Linked DNA regions of Homo sapiens: region 2 is linked to region 1. Evidence: read pairs that join two places in POLR2A ChIA-PET (ENCODE). Cell type or tissue: Caco-2. All regions are shown on one strand. Each heading gives the region's core, and the rest is flanking DNA. Links, peaks and the distances in the headings are about the cores only. Region 1 holds the start of LOC124902452 (a long non-coding RNA gene). Region 2 overlaps P4HA1 (prolyl 4-hydroxylase subunit alpha 1).

Region 1 (10,398 bases), core at 1,250-9,249:
CATTTTACCTACGAGACCCTATTGACCTGCGAGCTTGTCGTGTTTTCAAGACATTCTTGCCTGAAACACGAATAATGACATCGGTGAGATTTCTATCTTGGTCATTTAGTTTCTCTTACTGGAAACCGAGTTGAAACATTATTATTTTTTTCTTTTTACATTTCTCAGTGCTCAGTGAATGAAACATTATTTTAATTGTTCTCTAGAAAAAAAAGGAAATATTCTGTTTCTTCATAGCATGTTAATATAGATTGAATATTCCTTATCTGAAATGCTTGGGACTAGAAGTATTTCAGATTTCAGATTTATTTGGATTTTGGAATATTTGCATTAAACTTACTACTTGAGCATCCCAAATCTGAAAATTCTGAAATCTCAAAACTTTGAGCATATCGTTGGGACTCAAAAAGTTTTGGATTTTGGAACATTTTAGATTTCAGATATTTACATTTGGGATGCTCAAACTATACACGTTTTTTCTTTTCTTGCACCCAGTGAAGGAAATTTTCAAGAGACCTGCCTCCCCATTTTATACTCAATGTTTTATAGCTATTTTTGACCATATGTTTCTATTTCTATAATTATTTCCTTTTTTTTTTTTTTTTTTTTTTTTGAGACAGAGTCTCACTCTCTCACCCAGGCTGGAGTGTAGTGGAGCCATCTCAGCTCACTGCAACCTCTGCTTCCTGGGCTCAAGCGATTCTCCTGCCTCCCGAGTAGCTGGGATTACAGTCACCTCCCAACACGCCCAGCTGATTTTTTTATTTTTAGATGGTGTTTCGCCATGTTGGCCAGACTGGTCTCGAACTCCTGACCTCAAGTGATTCACCCACCTCAGCCTCCCAAAGTGCTGGGATTACAGGTGTGAGCCACCGCACCCAGCCTAATTATTTCCTTCTTAACAATAAAACATTTCATCTCTTCCAGAGAATTAAGAATTATTCTTGGCCGGGCATGGTGGCTCACACCTGTAATCCCAGCACTTTGGGTGGCCAAGGCAGGTGGATCACTTGAACCCACGTGTTTGAGACCAGACTGGGCAACATGGTGAACCCCATCGCTACAAAAAATAAAAAAATTAGCTAGGTGTGGTGGTGGGCGCCTGTAATCCCCGCTACTTCGGAGGCTGAGGTAGGAGGATTGCTTGACCCCAGGAGGTTTGGGAGGCCAAGGTGGGCAGATCACCTGAGGTCAGGAGTTTGAGACCAGCCTGGCCAGCATGGTGAAACCCTATCCCTGAGGCTTCAGTGAGCCATGATTGCTCACTGCACTCCAGTCTCTGCAACAGAGCAAGACCCTGTCTCAGAAATAGAAAAAATGAATTATCTTTATCTTCCAGCCATTTAATTGCTGTATAATGTAACTAATGATAAGAATTTTACTAGCGATTACTAAAAAGTAGGCAGTAGGGTAAAATTTTTTTTGCAACAGTGTCTTGCTCTGTTGCCCAGGCCGGAGTGCAGTGGAGCAATCTCAGCTCACTGCAACTTCCTCCACCTCCCGGGTTCAAGCAATTCTCCTGCTTCAGCCTCCCGAGTAGCTGGGATTAGAGGCGTGCGCCACCATGCCTGGCTTATTTTTGTATTTTTAGTAGAGATGGGGTTTCACCATGTTGGCCAGGCTGGTCTCAAACTCCTGACCTCAGATGATCTGCCCACCTTGGCCTCCCAAAGTGTTGGGATTACAGGCATGAACCACCATGCCTGGCCAGCAGTAGGGTAAATTTTATGGTATGTGAGTTGTATCTCAATAAAGCTGTTACTAAAAACAAGTAGGCAATGAATAGGTTGAATCTTCTTTGCATTTCATATGAATATGAAGCTTATAAATGGACTTCTCATTATATTTAACTGTGAAGTGTTATTCACAATCTTAATTTCAGGAAAAGACTCATGTATTTTGTGTCTTGATGCCCAGGTCACATTCACTAAATGTCTATATGCACAATTGGTGCAACAAAGGTTTGTGCCAGACCGGCGGAGTGGATACAGGCTGCCTCCTCCATCTGATCCCCAGTACCGAGCCCATGAATTGGGCATGAAATTGGTAATGTTGAACCAGAAAATGTTGTTTCCTTTCTTTATGTAAATGGACTCTTAATAGAATAGTGGCACAATATACAAAGTCCAGAAATACACCCTGTTTATGTAAGAATGCAGTAAAATGTGGCATTTCAAATTAGAATGAAAAAAATGGATTACTTAGTAAGTGATGATGGGACAAGTCTGAAGTCATCTGAAAAATTGAAGTTGATTCCCTAATACCTATACCAAAATAAATTCCAATTGGATCAAATATTTGAACATAAAAATTGAAACTATACAATTTGAAAAAAAACCAAGAACCTTTTATAATTTGAATAGGAAAGGCCTTTCTATGCATGACTTGAAACCAGAAGCTATAAAGGGAAGACTGATGAATTTGATTATGCAAAAATTAAGCATTTCTGCACGGGAAAGAAAAACTCCATAAATAAAGTCAAAAGCAAATCTGGAAAAAGTGTTATATTTGCAATCTAAATGAAAAAGAGCTGACTTCTCTAATACATAAAGTGTTCCTTTAAGTCAATATGAAAATGATAATACTAGCCAATTAATTTTAAAATGTTCAGAACTATGAACATAGTCCACAGAAAAGGAAATACAGGTGACCTTTAATTTAAACATATGAAAAATATTGAATCTTAACTCATAATAAAAGAAATGCACTTTAAAGCTACAAAATAGTGTTTTTCTTTTTTTTTTGTTTGCTTTCAAAAATGTTACAATCTAGACATTGATAGGAATGTCTAGATTTTCTTTTTTTTTTTATTATTATGCTTTAAGTTTTAGGGTACATGTGCACAACGTGCAGGTTTGTTACATACGTATACACGCGCCATGTTGGTGTGCTGCACCCATTAACTCGTCATTTATATTAGATATATCTCCTAATGCTGTCCCTCCCCCCTCCCCCCACCCCACAACAGGCCCCGGTGTGTGATGTTCGCCTTCCTGTGTCCGTGTGTTCTCATTGTTCAATTCCCCACCTATGAGTGAGAACATGCGGTGTTTGGTTTTTTGTCCTTGCAATAGTTTGCTGAGAGTGATGGTTTCCAGCTTCATCCATGTCCCTACAAAGGACATGAACTCATCATTTTTTATGGCTGCATAGTATTCCATGGTGTATATGTGCCACATTTTCTTAATCCAGTCTATCATTGTTGGACATTTGGGTTGGTTCCAAGTCTTTGCTATTGTGAATAGTGCCACAGTGAACATACGTGTGCATGTGTCTTTATAGCAGCATGATTTATAATCCTTTGGGCATATACCCAGTAATGGGATGGCTGGGTCAAATGGTATTTCTAGTTCTAGATCCCTGAGGAATCGCCACACTGACTTCCACAATGGTTGAACTAGTTTACAGTCCCACCAACAGTGTAAAAGTGTTCCTATTTCTCCACATCCTCTCCAGCACCTGTTGTTCTCTGACTTTTTAATGATCGCCATTCTAACTGGTGTGAGATTACCATCTCATTGTGGTTTTGATTTGCATTTCTCTGATGGCGAGTGATGATGAGCATTTTTTCATGTGTCTTTTGGCTGCATAAATGTCTTCTTTTGAGAAGTGTCTGTTCATGTCCTTTGCCCACTTGTTGATGGGGTTGTTTGTTTTTTTCTTGTAAATTTGTTTAAGTTCTTTGTAGATTCTGGATATTAGCCCTTTGTTAGATAAGTAGATTGCAAAAATTTTCTCCCATTCTGTAGGTTGCCTGTTCACCCTGATGGTAGTTTCTTTTGCTGTGCAGAAGCTCTTGAGTTTAATTAGATCCCATTTGTCAATTTTGGCTTTTGTTGCCATTGCTTTTGGTGTTTTAGACATGAAGTCCTTGCCCATGCCTATGTCCTGAATGGTACTGCCTAGGTTTTCTTCTAGGGTTTTTATGGTTTTAGGTCTAACATTTAAGTCTTCAATCCATCTTGAATTAATTTTTGTATAAGGTATAAGGAAGGGATCCAGTTTCAGCTTTCTACATATGGCTAGCCAGTTTTCCCAGCACCATTTATTAAATAGGGAATCGTTTCCCCATTTCTTGTTTTTGTCAGGTTTGTCAAAGACCAGATAGTTGTAGATATGTGGCATTATTTCTGAGGGCTCTGTTCTGTTCCATTAGTCTATATCTCTGTTTTGGTACCAGTACCTTGCTGTTTTGGTTACTGTAGCCTTGCAGTATAGTTTGAAGTCAGGTAGCATGATGCCTCCAGCTTTGTTCTTTTGGCTTAGGATTGACTTGGCAATGCAGGCTCTTTTTTTGTTCTATATGAACTTTAAAGTAGTTTTTTTCCAATTCTGTGAAGAAAGTCATTGGTAGCTTGATGGGGATGGCATTGAATCTATAAATTACCTTGGGCAGAATGGCCATTTTTACGATATTGATTCTTCCTCAAAATAGTGTTTTTCATCATTTATTAGCAAGTATCAAACGGCTTGATAATACATACTGGGTTGTTGAGAATATATACAGAAAAACATTCTCAGACATTGTTGATAGGAATATAAATTGATTGTATCCCTTAGGAGAACATTTTGGCAAAACAGATGTTCCTTGACTTACAGTGGGGTAACTTCCTGATAAACCTGTCAAAAATTGAAAATATCATAAGTCAAAAATATATTTAATACAGCTAACCAACCAAACATCATAGCTTAGCCTAGCCTACCTTAAATGGGCTCAGAATACTTACATTAGCATACAGTTGGGCAAAATCATCTAACACAAAGGCTATTTTATAATAAACTGTTGAATATGTCATGTAATTTATTGAATACAGTATACTATAGAGTACAGTATTGGTTGATTGCCTTTGTGATCACATTGCCAACTGCAGCTTGCTGCCACTGTGTATCCAGCATCATGAGACAGTATGCATATTGCTAGCCTGCAAAAAGATAAAAATTGTAAGTAAGGTTTCTACTGAATGCATATTGCTTTCACACCATCATAAAGTCAAAAAATGTTAAGTCAAACCATCATAAGTTGGGGACCATCTGTATTCATCAACATTTAAAATGCACAAACCTTTTTAGTCAGCATTTTCACTTCTAGAAAATGATTCTTTATGTATTTTACCTATATACAAGGACATATATGGAGCATAGTCATGACAGCATTGTTCATAGTAGCAGGAGACTGGAAACTACTTAAATGTCCATTAGTAGGGGAATAGTTAGATAAATTGTGCTCTAGCCATGAAGTAAGATGGATGAATTTGTGTGTGCTCATGTAAGTGATCTCCAAGGTATATGGTTAAGTGTAAAAAGCAAGGTGTAGAGTAGTGTGTATGCGTCCATTGAGCAACAAAAGGGGTGGAGTAGAAAGCTATGCATACAGAGAGGCACACACATAATACTTCAGTGTGTAGGTTACTTCTGAAAGGATGTGCAAGAAGTTGGTAATGGTGTTCTCTAGCTTGATCAGGGAAGCTCCCTGTTTGAATTATTTAGCCATGTGCATCTATTATTTTTTTTAATCAAAGGACTTTTAAAATGAAGTGATTTCCTCTCTTTACTATGTCTGAGATCATGTTCAATATATGTATAATTTCTGTTGGACAAGAAACCTTTTGTAACCCTGTTCATAATCAAACAAAAAATAAATGTAAATTTCTGGTTTTGTAATCAGCAGGAAAAGGAATCTCTTTGAAGAGAACAGGAATCTTTATTGTATATTATTTTCTTTCCTTTTATGTTTTTAGTAATCTATAATGATTGAGAAACTTGGGAATAAGTTTATATTTTTCATAAAATTCAAAAAGTGTTATAATTGTCCAAATGCCCATGTATCCAGTCATCTAGTTCTAGAGTGTGGCTCAATGGAAAAAAAGTAATGTGTTATAATAAGATACGGGAAAAAAGGAACTTAGTAACAAAAATTCTACCTATCTCATCTAGGCTCATGGATTTGAGATCTTATGCTCCAAATGTAGCCCACATTTTTCTGACTGCAAGAAATCCCTTGTGACTGCCTCACCACTCTGGGCCAGTTTCCTTGAAAGTCTGAAAAAGAATGATTACTTTAAGGTAGGACTTGCAATATATTTGCTTTTAAGTATTCAATCCAGGGAAAATCAAGCCAGCGACTTAAAGTCCTATAGTCCATATTTAAATGTATGACATAATTATGGAAGCTAGACTTAAAGGAGACCTTTCTAGTTCAGTGGTACTCAGGTGCTAATGAAGGAGGTATCTATGAACTGTTTCCAGTATTAGAGAAAAACTAACACTGTTGGTATTAAATGATGAAAGTGATTATCTGTACCAGATAAAACAACTTGCAAAAACTTGATAATGCAAACATGAAAACACCAGATAGGAAAATTAGCAAAGATGTGGATTTTAAAAATTATTAAAAGATACCTAGTAAATTTCTCTTAAAATATTCAACTTCACAAGTAGTAAAGATATATATATATATATATGAACACAGTAATGAAGAATGTCTTTCATGTATGTACAAAAGGATATGAATGATATTCTGTGCTGTCGAGAGTATGGTAAAAATAACACTCCTATACCTTGCTGGTAACATTGCAAACTGGTAGAATCTTAACTGGAAAGTAATTTGGTAGTGTCTTCCAAGAGGTATAGAAAGGTTCAAACTTGGAACCTTCACTTTGAATAATCTTTTTAAAGGAAATATCCAAGAAGTGGAAAAGTCCCGAAGAATATGATGATGATAAAGATGGCACAGCAATACGAAAAGTACTAATGATATTATAGTATATATATGGTATTTTTTTTTTTTTGAGATGGAGTTTTGCTCTTGTCGCCTAGGCTGGAGTGCAATGGCACAATCTTGGCTCACTACAACCTCTACCTCCTAGGTTCAAGCGATTCTCCTCAGCCTCAGCCTCCTGAGTAACTGGGATTACAGGCCCACACTACCACACCCAGCCGATTTTTGTATTTTTAGTAGAAATGGGGTTTCACCATGTTGGCCAGGCTGGTCTCGGACTCCTGACCTCAGGTGATCCATCCGCCTTGGCCTCCCAAAGTGCTGGGATTACAGGCGTGAGCCACCGTGCCCAGCTATTACTGTTGTTGTTATTGTTGTTGTATAGGGTCTTGCTTTGTCACGCAAGCCAGTGTTGTGGTAGGATCATAGCTCACTGCAGCCTCGATCTCCTAGGCTCAAGTGATCCTCCTGCCTCAGCCTTTCAAATAGCTGAGACTAGGCATGTGCCACCATTGCCTGGCTAAAGATTGTTTTTTTTTCTTTTTAGTAGAGTCGAAGTCTTGCTATGTTGCCCAGGCTGGTCTCAAACTCATGTCCTCAAGTGACCCTCCCACCTCTGCTTCCCAAAGTACTGAGATTATAGGCATGAGCCACAGTGCCCAGCTAGTATATTCTTAAAAAATGTAAAATACTAAGTATGACTATCACTATAAATATGCATTTAGAAAACACAAATGATAGTAATGGTGGGATTTTGCCATTTTTTATTCTACTTGGCAAACTTTCTGTACTTTGTTTTGTGAATTACTAGTTAATCAGCTATATCTTTAATTTAATTTTTTTTTTCATAGAGGCAGGGTCTCACCATGTTGCCCAGGCTGGTCCTGAACTCCTGAGCTCAAGCAGTCTGCCCATCTCATCCTCCCAAAGTGTTGGGATTATAGGCGTGAGCCATCGCACCCAGCCAATTATATCTTAATAAGTAATTAAGTAAAAGAAAATGGTGGAAAACTTTCCAAACTGGAAATAGGCCCTTAATGGTGGAAAAGATTAGGAATCACTACATCTAGCCGCGTCCCCTCATTTGAAGAAACTGGAGCTCAAACAGGCCCATTAATGATAAAACAGGGCCTAGGACTTGGGGCACGTGATTCCTGAGTAGTAGATTATTTGCTGCCTCCCTGAAAGTTGCTGGTGAACACATTTTTTTCATGACAACTTGTGAGTAATGTTCTGATAGACCTTTTTTTTTTTTTAAGGGACTGATAGAAGGTTCTGCTCAGTACCGGGAAAGGCTAGAAATGGCAGAGAATTACTTCCAGCTCTCAGTAGACTGGCCAGAAAGGTGAGTTATTGTTAAGACTCCTACTACAAAGATTGGTATTTAGGTAGTTCTTTTTATTTTTTATTTATTATTTATTATTCTTATTTATTTATTTTTTTGAGACGGAGTCTCACTCTGTCACCCAGGCTGGCAACCTCCGCCTCCTGGGCTCAAGCGATCACACCACTGCACTCCAGCCTGGATGACAGAGTGAGACTCTGCCTCAAAAAAGAAAAAAAAAACAACGAAAGAAATTTTGCATCCTCCTCTATGTAATTTTACTCATCATGATATCACATTTTCCATGGCATTATGAAGTCTTTATAAACATAATTTTTAAAAGCTGCACAATATGGCCAGGCGCGGTGGCTCACGCCTGTAATCCCAGCACTTTGGGAGGCCGAGGCAGGCGGATCACGAGGTCAAAAGATCAAGACCATCCTGGTCAACATGGTGAAACCCCGTATCTACTAAAAATACAAAAATTAGCTGGGCATGATGGTGCGTGCCTGTAGTCCCAGCTACTAGGGAGGCTGAGGCAGGAGAATCGCTTGAACTCAGGAGGCGGAGGTTGCCGTGAGCTGAGATTGCACCTGGGGACAGAGCGAGACTCCATCTCAAAAAAAAAAAAAAAAAAAAGCTGCACAATATTTCAGCAAATGGATGTACCCCCATAATTTACTCAACTATTTTTTACTGTTGGGGAAAAAATTACAAGTAGCTTAAATGTCCAACATTTTAATTTATGTTGCAGGAGAGGCTCCCATTCTGCACACCAGGATAATTTTTAAACAGTTTAAAACCAAACTTCCATCTCCCTCCAGACCTGTTGTTGAATTCCCAAAGTTTGTGGTTTTTTTAAAATAGCTGAATTAATATCGTAGACTTTTATTTTAGATTTACCTTTCATTTTCACTTTTTTTCATTTATTGTTATTATTATTTATTTATTTATTTTAGACAGAGACTCGCTTAGTCACCCAGGCTGGAGTGCAGTGCTCTGCCTCCCGGGTTCAAGTGATTCTTCTGCCTCAGCCTCCCAAGTAGCTAGGACTATAGGCATGCACCACCAGGTCTGGCTAATTTTTGTATTTTTAGTAGAGATGGGGTTTCACCATGTTGGCCAGACTGGTCTCAAACTCCTGACCTCAGGTGATCCACCCACCTTGGCCTCCCAAAGTGCTGAGATTACAGGCGTGAGCCAATGCACCCAGCCATTAATTTTTTATTTTTAATTATTGTGGATACATACTAGTTGTACATATTTATGGGGTACATGTGATTACATGTATAATGTCCATGTGGCATACAATGTATAATGATCAAATCAGGGTAATTAAGCTTTCCATCACCTCAAGCATTTATCATTTCTTTGTGTTGGGAATATTTTTAGTTATTCCATTTTTTTAAGGTATTTGGAACTATATAATAAATTATTATTAACTGTAGTCACCCTGTTGTGCTACCAAACACTAGCTCTTTTTAATTTTTTAAAAAATATTTTTTGGGATTTGCCAGGAAGATGTTACTAAAAAGCATTCCAGATCCAGACCCCAAGAGAGGGGTCTTGGATCTCATGCAAGAAAGAATTTTGGGCAAGTCCATAGAGTAAAGTGAAAGTATGTTTATTAAGAAAGTAAAGGAATAAAGAATGGCTACTCCATAGGCAGAGCAGCAAACACTAGCTCTTATTCCTTCTATTTAACTAATTTTTGTAACCATTAACTATCCCCTCTTTTCCCCCCGCTCTCTGCTACCCTTCCCAGCCTCTGGTAACCATCATTCTACTTTTATTATTATTATTATTTGAGATAGAGTCTCACTCTGTTGCCTAGACTGGAGTGCAGTGGTACAGTCATAGCTCATTGCAATCTTGACCTCCTGGGTTTAAGAGATCCCCCTACCTTGGCTTCTCAAAGTTCTGGGATTACAAGTGTGAGCCACTGCACCCAGCCAGCCATTATTCTGCTCTCTGTCTCTCAGTTTAGAATTGTTTTTAGCTCCTACGTATAATATCATAGACTTTCCCCTAATTTATCAGAGATTGTAATAGTGAAAAATTATAAGCAACCAAAGTATCCATCAATAATGGATAAATGAATTGCAGTGTACTTATATGATAGCCTGCTATCTAGTAGTTAACCAGAGATGAACTATATTTACATATATCTGATTTAGGATTTTTCAACCTCAGTGCTACTGACATTTTGGATCTGATAATTTATTGTGAGGGACTGGCTTGCACTTCATAGGACATTTAACAGCATCCCTGGCCTCTATCCAGTAAATATCAATAGCACTTCTCCCTCATCCCCCAATCATGACAACCAAAAATGTCTCCAGACATTGCCAGAGGT
Region 2 (10,713 bases), core at 787-8,786, 72 kb after region 1:
AAATATAGATGCTCCTTGACTTATGGGGCTGTGTCCTGATAAACCAACTGTAAGTTGAAAATACTGTAAGATGAACATCATAGCTTAGCCTAGCACACCTTAAACATGCTCAAAACAGAACACTTAAATTAGCCTACAGTTGGGCAAAATCATCTAACAAAGCCTATTTTATAATAAAGTGTTGAATAGCTCATGTAATTTATTGAATATTGTACCGAAAGTGAACCACAGAATGGTTGTGGGGTCAAAGTATGTTTTGTTTTTGTTTTGAGACGGAGTCTCGCTCTGTTGCCCAGGCTAGAGTGTGGTGGTGCCATCTTGGCTCACTGTAAACTCCACCTCCCAGGTTCAGGCGATTCTTCTGCCTCAGCCTCCTGAGTTACTGGAATTGGAGGCACACGCTACCACGCCCATAGTAGAGACAGGGTTTCACCCTGTTTGTCAGGCTGGTCTCGAACTCCTGACCTCGTGATCCGCCAGCCTCCGCCTCCCAAAGTGCTGGGATTACAGGCGTGAGCCACTGTGCCTGGCCCAAAGTATGTTTTTTATTGAATGGCATATCACTTTTGCACCATCATAAAGTTGAAAAATCCTAAGTCAAACTGTCCTATGTTGGGGATCATTTGTATTTACTATATGGTAGAACTTTTAAGATCTGTTCCCAGGTTTGATTGACCTGTTGAGTCTGTGGGACTGGACTTCCCTGGAATAAGAACTGTAGGAAAGTTTTGTGTTTGGATGAATGTAAACTTCACATTTATTTTTATCCAGGCCTACCTGAAAATGTTTTCTGGTAGGATTTCTTCCATACTGCTTTTTTTCTTATAGTTTAAAAAATGTAATATGCTACCAAACATTATAAGTAATATACATGTATGTTACAAAAATTATATAATAAACACTTTTGAACCTATCTAACCAATAACCTAAATATTATCAATAACTTATTCATACTGTTGCAACACCAAGTTTTATTCCAGTGTAAGTTTATCTTTGGATCTTTGACTCTTCTTGGGTTTTCTTTTCTTTCTTCCTCCTATTCCTCCTCCCTCCCTCCTCTTTGTCTTTTTAAAAATTAAGACAAGTCTTTTCAGGGATGCTATCTGAGATTAGTCTTTCTTTTAAAGGAGATTGCATCCATTTTGACCCATTAATTTCTTTTTCAAGCTTGTTTGAATATTTAGAACAGGAGGCATTTATATTTTATAATTTTTGATAAAGTCATAATGTCTTTTGGGATACTTGACTCTTAAATGTTCTATAATGATTCTCTTTGCAAGCTGCTTTCTGAATGAAGGTAGAATAAATAGAAGTGAGACACCATAAGGAAACCATTGTTTGTTTTGTTTTTGTTTTTGAGATGGAGTCTCGCTCTGTTGCCCAGGCTGGAGTGCAGTGGCGCAATCTCAGCTCACTGCAACCTCCACCTCCCGGGTTCAAGTGATTCTCCTGCCTCAGCCTCCCGAGTAGCTGGGACTACAGGTGTGTGCCAACATGCCTGGCTAATTTTTTGTATTTTTAGTAGAGACGGGGTTTCACTGTGTTAGCCAGGCTGGTCTCAAACTCCTGACCTCAAGCAATCTGCCTGCCCGCTTCTGCCTCCCAAAGTACTGGGATTACAGGTGTGAGCCACCATGCCCGGCTAGAAACCATTGTTAAAAAAACCTGTGATTGATACGTTTGGCTATTAACATGTCACTTAAAGTTTCTGAATGAATGTGGATGAATGAGACATAGTGCTAAAACAGATTAGAGAACCATTCTCTAGAGTAATTAGACATTCAGTTGTACTTTTACATAAGATAAATTGAAGTAAAATCTATTTTAAATGCAGAGGTGATTTCATAGGGTTGTTTGCTGTATCCAGTGGTTCTCAGACTGTGATCCCCCAGCCAGCACTATCAGCATTGCCTGGAAACTTGTGCAAATTATCTCGACTTTTCAGACCTTTAGGTGATTCTGATAGAGCTAAAGTTTGAGAAGCACTGCCATATAGGTCTATCTTCATTTTTATTATCTAGCTTGGGTAGGCATGTTAGTTTGGAATAATGTTGTATGGGTCTGAACTTCCTATTGTAAGTGACAGAAATCCAACTTGAATTAGCTTAAGCAAAAAGGAATTTAAAGGCTTTCTTAGGTGGGCTGGGAGATTATTGTAGTAGCTTACAGATTCAAAGCAATAGTTGCAAAGAATCAGGGCCCTGGGGGTTGAAACTGTTTGTCTCTGTATGACTTTGTCCTGTTTATAGATCCTAGACAAGTGAGAAAGATGGTCACAGGAGAGCCCCAAGTTCACATCCTCTGAGCTTAGCAACTCCAGAAAGAGCTGCTTTCTACCATTCACAAGGCCATCCCTCAACCGTTATGTTAATGAGAATGAAAGTCAATGATTGACCTAGTCTGGGTCTTATATCTAAGTGTAGGAGGAAATAGAATGGGAAAGTGTGCTACTTTGGCAGCCTAGTTCACTGCTAGATAATAGGGTTGCTTTCAAAGTATCGTTATTTTTATTTTTATTGTTATTTATTTATTTATTTATTTTGAGACAAAGTCTCACTCTTGTCTCCCAGGCTGGAGTGCAATGGCGAGATCTCAGCCCACAGGAACCTCCGCCTCCTGGGTTCAAGCGATTCTCCTGCCCCAGCCTCCTGAGTAGCTGGGATTATAGGCGCCTGCCACCACGCCCGGCTAATTTTTGTATTTTTGGTAGAGACGGGGTTTCACCATGTTGGCCAGGCTGGTTTCGAACTCCTCACCTCAGGTGATCCATCCACCTTGGCCTCCCAAAGTGCTGGGATTACAGGCGTGAGCCACCGCTCCTGGCCTTACTGTTGTTTTTACGGGTATAGAGTCTCTGTCACCCAGGCTAGAGTGCGGTAGCACATTCATGGCCCGCTGCAGCCTCTACCTCCCAGGCTCAAGTGATCTTCCAGCCTCAACCTACTGAGTAGCTGGGACTACTACCACACCTGGCTATTTTTAAAAATTTTTTATAGAGTTGGGGTCTCCTTGTGTTGCCTGGGCTGGTTTCGAACTCCTGGCCTACAGTGATCCTCCCACCTTAGCCTCCCAAAGTGTTGGGATTATAGGCATGAGCCACTGCACCCAGTTTAGGCTTAAGTATCTTTGAAAAAGAGAAAGTGAAATGTAGAGGCTTATAGAACTACAAGATGGAACATGCTCAAAACCTTATATTATTTGTTAGCTACTCTTTTGTTAGAGAGTAATTAACTACTTCTTTAAAAGTTTAGGGTATCTTAATATGAGAGTTAATGCTTTAGGTTTATTATTTTGTACGAAGTTAATTTTTTTGTCACTATAAAAATATATTATAGGAGGTCTGGAAAATACAGAGATATAAAAGAAAATTACCAGCCGGGCGCGGTGGCTCACGCCTGTAATCCCAGCACTTTAGGAGGCCGAGGCAGGCAGATCACCTGAGGTCAGGAGTTTGAGACCAGCCTGGCCAATGTGGCAAAACCCCGTCTCTACTAAAAATACAAAAATTAGCTGGGCGTGTTGGCAGGTGCCTATAATCCCAGCTACTTGGGAGGCTGAAGCAGGAGAATCGCTTGAACCCGGGAGGCGGAGGTTGCAGTGAGCTGAGATTGCGCTACTACACTCCAGCCTGGGCAACAGAATGAGACTCTGTCTCCAAAAAAAAAAAAAAAAAAAAAAAAAAAATTACCTACTGCTTTGCTAACCAGAGACAATTACACTTTGGTGAATTTCCTCTGCATATGTTCTTGCATAGTTATGACTGTATTATGATGTTAATTTTTCTTCGTTTTGACCAGTGTTAATTTATTTATAACTTTGTGTTGGGGTAATGAAAACATAATCTTAGTCAATATAGATTCCACCAAGGTTGTATGATAATTTTTAAATCTTGTTTTTTCATTTAACTCTACAAGTTAAAGGATGTGTTCATTTTAAGTTTCTTGGCATATAACAACATTAAATAATTTTGCTTGTTAATTGTTCACTTGATGGGCAAAAATGGTTTCTTATTTTGTGTCATTAATTACTAATAAGTTTGAGCATTTTTTGTTGAGCTAACTACTTTTCCTTTTTGTGAGTTCCAAGTTCTATATCTACTTGTCTATTAACATCTTAGTGGTTTTCTTATTGATTTGTATGAACTCCTTAAAAGTGCTCTATTTTCTTTAAATGGTTTTCTAGTTTGAGTTTTAAAGGTTTTTTTTTTTTTTTTTTTGACACATAAGCTTATTTTGTGTATTCAGATTCCATCTGGCTTTTGATAGGTTGTTTTCTTTCTCTCTTTTTTTTTTTTTTGAGATGGGGTCTCACTTTATTGCCCAGACTGGAGAGCAGTGACAAGATCATGGCTCACTGTAGCCTCAACTTCCTGGTCTCAAGTGATCCTCCTACGTTAGCCTCCCAAGTAGCTGGGACCACAGGTGTATGCCACCGTACCCAGCTAATTTTTTGATTTTTTTTTTTTTTGTAGAGATGAAGTCTTGCTATGTTGCCCGGCCTGGTCTCAAACTCCTGAGCTCAAGTGATCCTCTTTCCTTGGCCTCCCAAAGTACTGGGATTACAGGTGTGAACCACTGTGCCCAGGCATTTTCTTATTTTTAAGTTTAGAAATTCTCTGCTTTTAGAGATCTGATAACTATTCTGTTGTTGCTATTTGTTTTACTTTGTTTTGTTGATTATAACTATTTAATCCATCCTAGAATTCATTTTGAAACATTATGTAAGGTAAAGATATTTATTCTTTTTACGATTGTTTTGAATTTTTATGTAGGCTCTGTCATTCTTAAAATATTTTCAAGCTATTCGAAGAAAAATACCATCTTAAGCTGCTTTTTAGTTATTTCTGTAGGCTAATGGTTTTTAATTCCTTGTGAGATTTAAGGACAATGAAAGATGACAAAAAAACTTTAGTGACAATATATTTTAGCAATGGCAAAATAACCTCTTTTCTGACAAATCTAAACTCTCTTATCAGAGTTAAAAGTTTAGACAACATTTGTGATTAGCCTTCTGTTAACAGTGAAAACATTTGTATTTTCTGCAAATAGCATTTATCCATGAAGAAAATTAGAATAGAAGTATGTTTAAACAGAAAATTCTAGACTCTTCTTCAGACAGCTCAGGCTTTTCAAAAAGCCTTGTGCTTTGGCAGGAGCCCAGGAGAGGAAGTGTCTACATCTGCTACATTCTAGAAGCCTTCCCCAAATCACTGTAAGGTAGCCAAAAGAGCAGTGTATTTCCTTACTGTGTGGTTCTGGAAGTAACTGGAAGTTTGCAGCAAACTCGAGGGAGGAGACTAGGGAGTACTTCCAGTTTTTGTGGTGATCTGTTTTTATTGAGATTCAAGTTAGGGGGCAGTGGGGTTATTTTTTAGCTCTTGTAGAACGGGGAGCTTTCAATTTGAACCTGAGCCTTTTGGTTTAGCTCACGTCACATAGGAAGACGAGTCAGAGGGGCCTGCACAAAGAGAAACAGGTTGACAAGTCAGGGTAACTAATGGGAGCCTGTTACTGGGGCAAACTATACTGTAATGTAACTTATTCTCCTGTAAGGTAATAAGAAAGACAAAGTTCATGTTTGTAGGGGAGAAGGAGCAAGAGAAGAGTGCTAGCAGGGCATCTGGGAAAGTGAGGTAAAGCCTTTCTGTTGGTTAGTTTATATCCTCATCTGCCATGAAGAATCCTCACTAGAAAAGACGGTGCTATCATGGATATAGAGGAAAAACACTAATGGGCTTTGCTGCCAGGTTTAAAAAAAGAAAAGAGGCCATAGACATGTCTTAGGCTAAGTTTTTTTTTACATAGAACACAGTTGATAAGAGAAACAAAACTGAAGTCTGGGTCCTTTGAGAGAAAATACTAGTTTAAATGGACATGGCTGTTTATTCGTTTTGGATTCTCTACAACTTAAAAAAAAAAAAAAAACAGGCACAGTGGTACAGACCTGTATTTCCAGCTACTCAGGAGGCTGAGGTGGGAGGATGATTTGAGCCCAGGAGTTTGAGTTCAACTTGGACAACATAACAAGACCCCTGTCTCTTAAAAAAACAAACTAAGTCAAACCAAGAGAACAGTGTCATTGCAATATAATTCATATACCTTATAATTCACCCATTTAGTATTCATGATTCAATGGTTTTTAGTACTTTCACAGAGTCATTCCACCATCAGTCACCACAGTCAATTTTATTTTATTTATTCATGTTTTTTAGAGATGGGGTCTTGCTGTATTGCCCAAGCTGGCTTTGAACTCCTGGGTTCAAGTGATCCTCCTGCCTCAGCCTCCCAAGTAGCTGGGACTCCAGGCACCTGCCACTGTGCCTGGCCAGTCAATTTTAGAACATTTTATTGACCCCAAATCTACAACTTTTGATTGAATTTATTTTAAAAAGTTAAGCTATATAGGAAAAAGATGGGCCGGGTGCCGTGGCTCACGCCTGTAACCCTAGAACTTTGGGAGGATGAGGTGGGCGGATCACCTGAGGTCAGGAGTTTTGAGACTGTCACACACACACATACACACATACACACACACACACACACTATATATATATATAAAATATATATGAAAAAGATGGAACAAATTAGGAATTTTAAGGATTAACAGAAAGCTCTGAAATATTTTTCCTTTAAAATGTATTCTAACATTTTGAAAATGTATTGGTAATATTTAATATTTAAATTGATAAGTTGGTACATTTTTATGAGAAAGTCATAGGATAGGTCTAAATCACAGAGAAAACTTATTTTTCAGGCTATATGAAAAAGCCACCTACTATTCAATTACTCTAATTGTAATAGTGACTAAGGAGAACAAACTCAGCTTGAATTTTTAAGCATAAATTATCAGGTGATAACAAACATACATTTTTATCTAATATGGGTGCGTTGGCTCACACTTATAATCCCAGCACTTTGGGAGGCTGAGGCGGGTGGATAACTTGAGGCCAGGAGTTCGAGACCAGCCTGGCCAACATAGCAAAACCTTGTCTCTGCTAAAAAGACAAAAAGTTAGCTGGGTGTGGTGGCACACACCTTTGGTCCCAACTACTTAGGAGGCTGAGGCATGAGAATCGCTTGAACCCGGGAGGTGGAGGTTGCCGTGAGCCAAGATCACACCATGGCACTCCAGCCTGGGCGACAGAGACTCTGTTTCAAAAGAGAAAAACACAAAAAAGAAATGTCATGGTAGTACTCTCATTATATGAAAAACAAGATAGTAGCTATTATTAAACAATTGATAATAACTAACATCAATTTTATGGGCAACCTTGGAATCTTTTACTTTTTCATAGAAATAATAGATAAGGAACTTTTCCTTCTCTTTGTATTTTTTAAGTAATGGCTGCATTTCTCTCTTTCTTTTGTAGGTGTGTGATCCTGTAAAATTAAATCTTCCAAGATGATCTGGTATATATTAATTATAGGAATTCTGCTTCCCCAGTCTTTGGCTCATCCAGGCTTTTTTACTTCAATTGGTAAGTCTTACTACTTGTTGTTTTTTGTTGGTTTTGCATTTTTTAATTTCCATTTTTTAGTGTTTTAAAATCAGCAAAAACAAATACAGTGTATTCCTAGAGTATAGGTTTATTCCCTGCCCCCTAAAAGGTCCTTTTTTAATAATTTGACATTTTCTTTATTTTTTATTACAAAAATGATACATATTGAAGTTAAAATAATTTAATGCATATACTTAGTCTTTTTCAGTGCACAGATATACAAGTAATATACTGCATATATATCTAATCTGCTTTTTCCACTTAATCTACTGTGAACACAAGTTTTTTTTTGTATTTATAACTTAAAAAATATTTTATCATTATTATTTTGAATAGAGACAGGGTCTCACCATGTTGACCAGGCTGGTCTTCAACTCCTGGCCTCAAGGGATTCTCCTGGCTGGGCCTCCAAAGTGCTGGGATTACGACAGGCATGAGCTGCCACGCCTGGCCCATAAGTATTATATACTTATGACTCTTGATTCCAGTATATAAAATGATGGGTTCTCGCATCCTGTTATAAATAACAGATTATTTGAAACTTTTTTAGTGTGGCTTTTATTAATTAAATAAAAATTTAATTCTAATTAGTCTCAAAAACAAAGGTAAGGTAAAGGGGAACTAAAGAAGTAAAGGTAAAGGTGAAGAAACATTAATCTTTGGAAAGTAGTGTTGATTTGCAATTTAAAAATACATTTGTAGATATAAAGACAATTTGCTAGCACAGTCTAAAGCTTGCAAAATCAAGTGGCTTAAAAATTAGAACTGGAACAGTTGATTAGAAAAGTTTTTGGCTTTATTTTGGTTTATCTGGTAAAAAGGAAGAAAAGATAGTCTCCAGCATATCTGATTCATGCCAGTTAAATTGTCTCATAGAATGAAACAGTCTCAATCATTCTTATTCTTAACATACTTGTGTTGAAGGATATGAGTATTTGATAACCTTCTTCCCCTTCTAGGTCAGATGACTGATTTGATCCATACTGAGAAAGATCTGGTGACTTCTCTGAAAGATTATATTAAGGCAGAAGAGGACAAGTTAGAACAAATAAAAAAGTAAGCAAAATGTTTGCTTATTATGACTCTGACTCAACCTGGATGTTTTCTTTCTCAAGCTAAAATATTCTTTAAGTAGAAATGAAACCCATTTTTGAGTCTTACAAAGCCAGTTGCAATGGCTAAAATAGGAGTATAGAGAACAAGTTAGGCTTGGGCCAACTTTCACATGGAAGAATATGGGTTGGGATAAGAATATGGATAGATACCAGCCGGATGCGGTGGCTCATGCCTGTAATCCCAGCACTTTGGGAGGCCGAGGAGGGTGGATCACTTGAGGCCAGGAGTTCAAGACCAGCCTGGCCAATGTGGTGAAACCCTGTCTCTACTAAAAACACAAAACTAGTCGGGTGTGGTAGCATGTGCCTGTAATCCCAGCTGCTTGGGAGGCTAAGGTGGGAGAATCACTTGAACCCGGGAGGTGGAGGCTGCAGTGAGCCAAGATTGTGCCACTGCACTCCAGCCTAGGCTACAGAGCCAGACTCTATCTCAAAAAAAAAAAAAAAAAAAGAATATGGATGGATACAGGAAGCTGACTGATACATTTTTTTTTTTTTTTTTGTGACAGAGTCTTGCTCTGTTGCCCAGGCTGGAGTGCAGTGGCATGATCGTGGCTCACTGCAACCTCCACCTTCCAGGTTCAAGTGATTCTCTTGCCTCAGCCTCCCAAGTAGCTGGGATTACAGGTGTGCGCCACCATGCCCGGGTAATTTTTGTATTTTTAGTAGAGACGGGGTTTTGCCATGTTGGCCAGGCTGGTCTCGAACTCCTGACCTCAGGTGATCTGCCCTCCTCAGCCTCCCAGAGTGCTGGGATTACAGGCGTGAGCCACCGCACCCAGCCTGACTGATAAATTTTAAAAGTATTGCTAATATCTTCTATCCTCTTCTAACCTCTTAGTCAAGCCACCTGCTGCAGCAATTTTCCAATTCTACTTATCCTTTACTCCCATGGTTCCATTGTAGAGATTATAGTGATGGTAGCGTTAGTGTTATTTAATTGATACAGTTTTTCTCAAATATGAATTTATTTTTAATTGACTCATGTTCATAGTTAATCCTGACCTGAGAATTCCTGTCTTTTATTTAATGAGTAGCTAAGTGTTCAGTTTTTCATTTTAAGATACAGTTTCTAGAAACTGGATGTAAAAATTTAGTATAAGTTGATTTAAATGAACATGTAATTGAATTTGGGTTGGGCTAATTTGTAGTTTGTAATAATCAGTTATTTGGCCCTGGGACCTAAGTCTAAAATTTTTAGACTTTTACTGGAGGGATTCATTCACAACTTTTACTAAGACAGGGAGGTTCCATTTACTGTAACCATTTGGGAGAAACAAAATTAAAACAAAAAGTCCTATAGTTGTATTGATTCTGCCAAGAGGATGTCGCTTTTTAAAGAGACCGAGACCGTATACTTTTACTTTAAAAAGAAACTACAGATATAGTTGAACTCAAAAACTTCTAGTCATTTTTTTTCTGAGCGTTTCATTAAATTGTGTTTTTCCCTATGAAATATAAATATTCAGTTTTTATGTTTTACATCTGTAGATGGGCAGAGAAGTTAGATCGGCTAACTAGTACAGCGACAAAAGATCCAGAAGGATTTGTTGGGCATCCAGTAAATGCATTCAAATTAATGAAACGTCTGAATACTGAGTGGAGTGAGTTGGAGAATCTGGTCCTTAAGGATATGTCAGATGGTAAGTCTGAAGAGATTCCTGAGTAAGGTAATATTGCCACCATATGTAGAAATAATAAAATTAATGATAAATTCAGTTCCCAGGAAACCAGTTCAGTTCAGTGTTGTAACTGGATTATGCCTGGGTGCATTTGGTTTGAATAGAGTTAATTTAGTCAAAATCCTGAATTCTTTGATTAAAAAAGAAGTAATTTCTTTTTTTGTTGACTTGTTTTGAAATCTGCAAAAGTGAATAGATTATTTGGCATATAGCTTCATTTCTGAGGGTAATCATTTTTATTTTAGGATTACCTTCAAACTTTAAAAATTTATGTCTTTATCTGCAATCAATTTAAAAAAATGTTGGGAGTGTTACTATAAAGAGAAGTATTAGCTGTGTTCTATCTAGTATTTTGAAGTTTAGAATTAGTTTGCTCAATGTGGACAATCAAACTGAGGCTGCAAACAGTAAAAATGAG

What was found. Peaks named below come from ENCODE experiments on the same cell type or tissue, not always from the same donor. Only the 100,000 strongest peaks of a DNase experiment are listed, where the experiment ranks them.
Region 2: POLR2A ChIA-PET joins it to region 1 with 12 read pairs; 8 of 35 experiments call an interaction of 5 or more read pairs at or near these places.

The regions. Positions count from the first base shown.
Region 1 is chr10:73,143,941-73,154,338 of GRCh38, reverse strand. It overlaps ECD (ecdysoneless cell cycle regulator), which reads left to right. Exons shown (of 14, transcript NM_007265.3): 6 at 1-83; 7 at 1,918-2,046; 8 at 5,935-6,063; 9 at 7,978-8,063. LOC124902452 (a long non-coding RNA gene) reads right to left here and starts at 5,869. Exons shown (of 2, transcript XR_007062194.1): 1 at 4,728-5,869; 2 at 2,634-4,620. In Caco-2, for the core only: no CTCF peak of the experiment used is centred there; no DNase peak of the experiment used is centred there.
Region 2 is chr10:73,071,572-73,082,284 of GRCh38, reverse strand. P4HA1 (prolyl 4-hydroxylase subunit alpha 1) reads left to right here. Exons shown (of 15, transcript NM_001017962.3): 2 at 7,370-7,477; 3 at 8,458-8,554; 4 at 10,105-10,256. The coding sequence starts at 7,402. Among named protein-coding and RNA genes, the nearest start is that of P4HA1, 20 kb to the left of the region's middle. RefSeq lists an enhancer at 5,144-5,213. In Caco-2, for the core only: no CTCF peak of the experiment used is centred there; no DNase peak of the experiment used is centred there.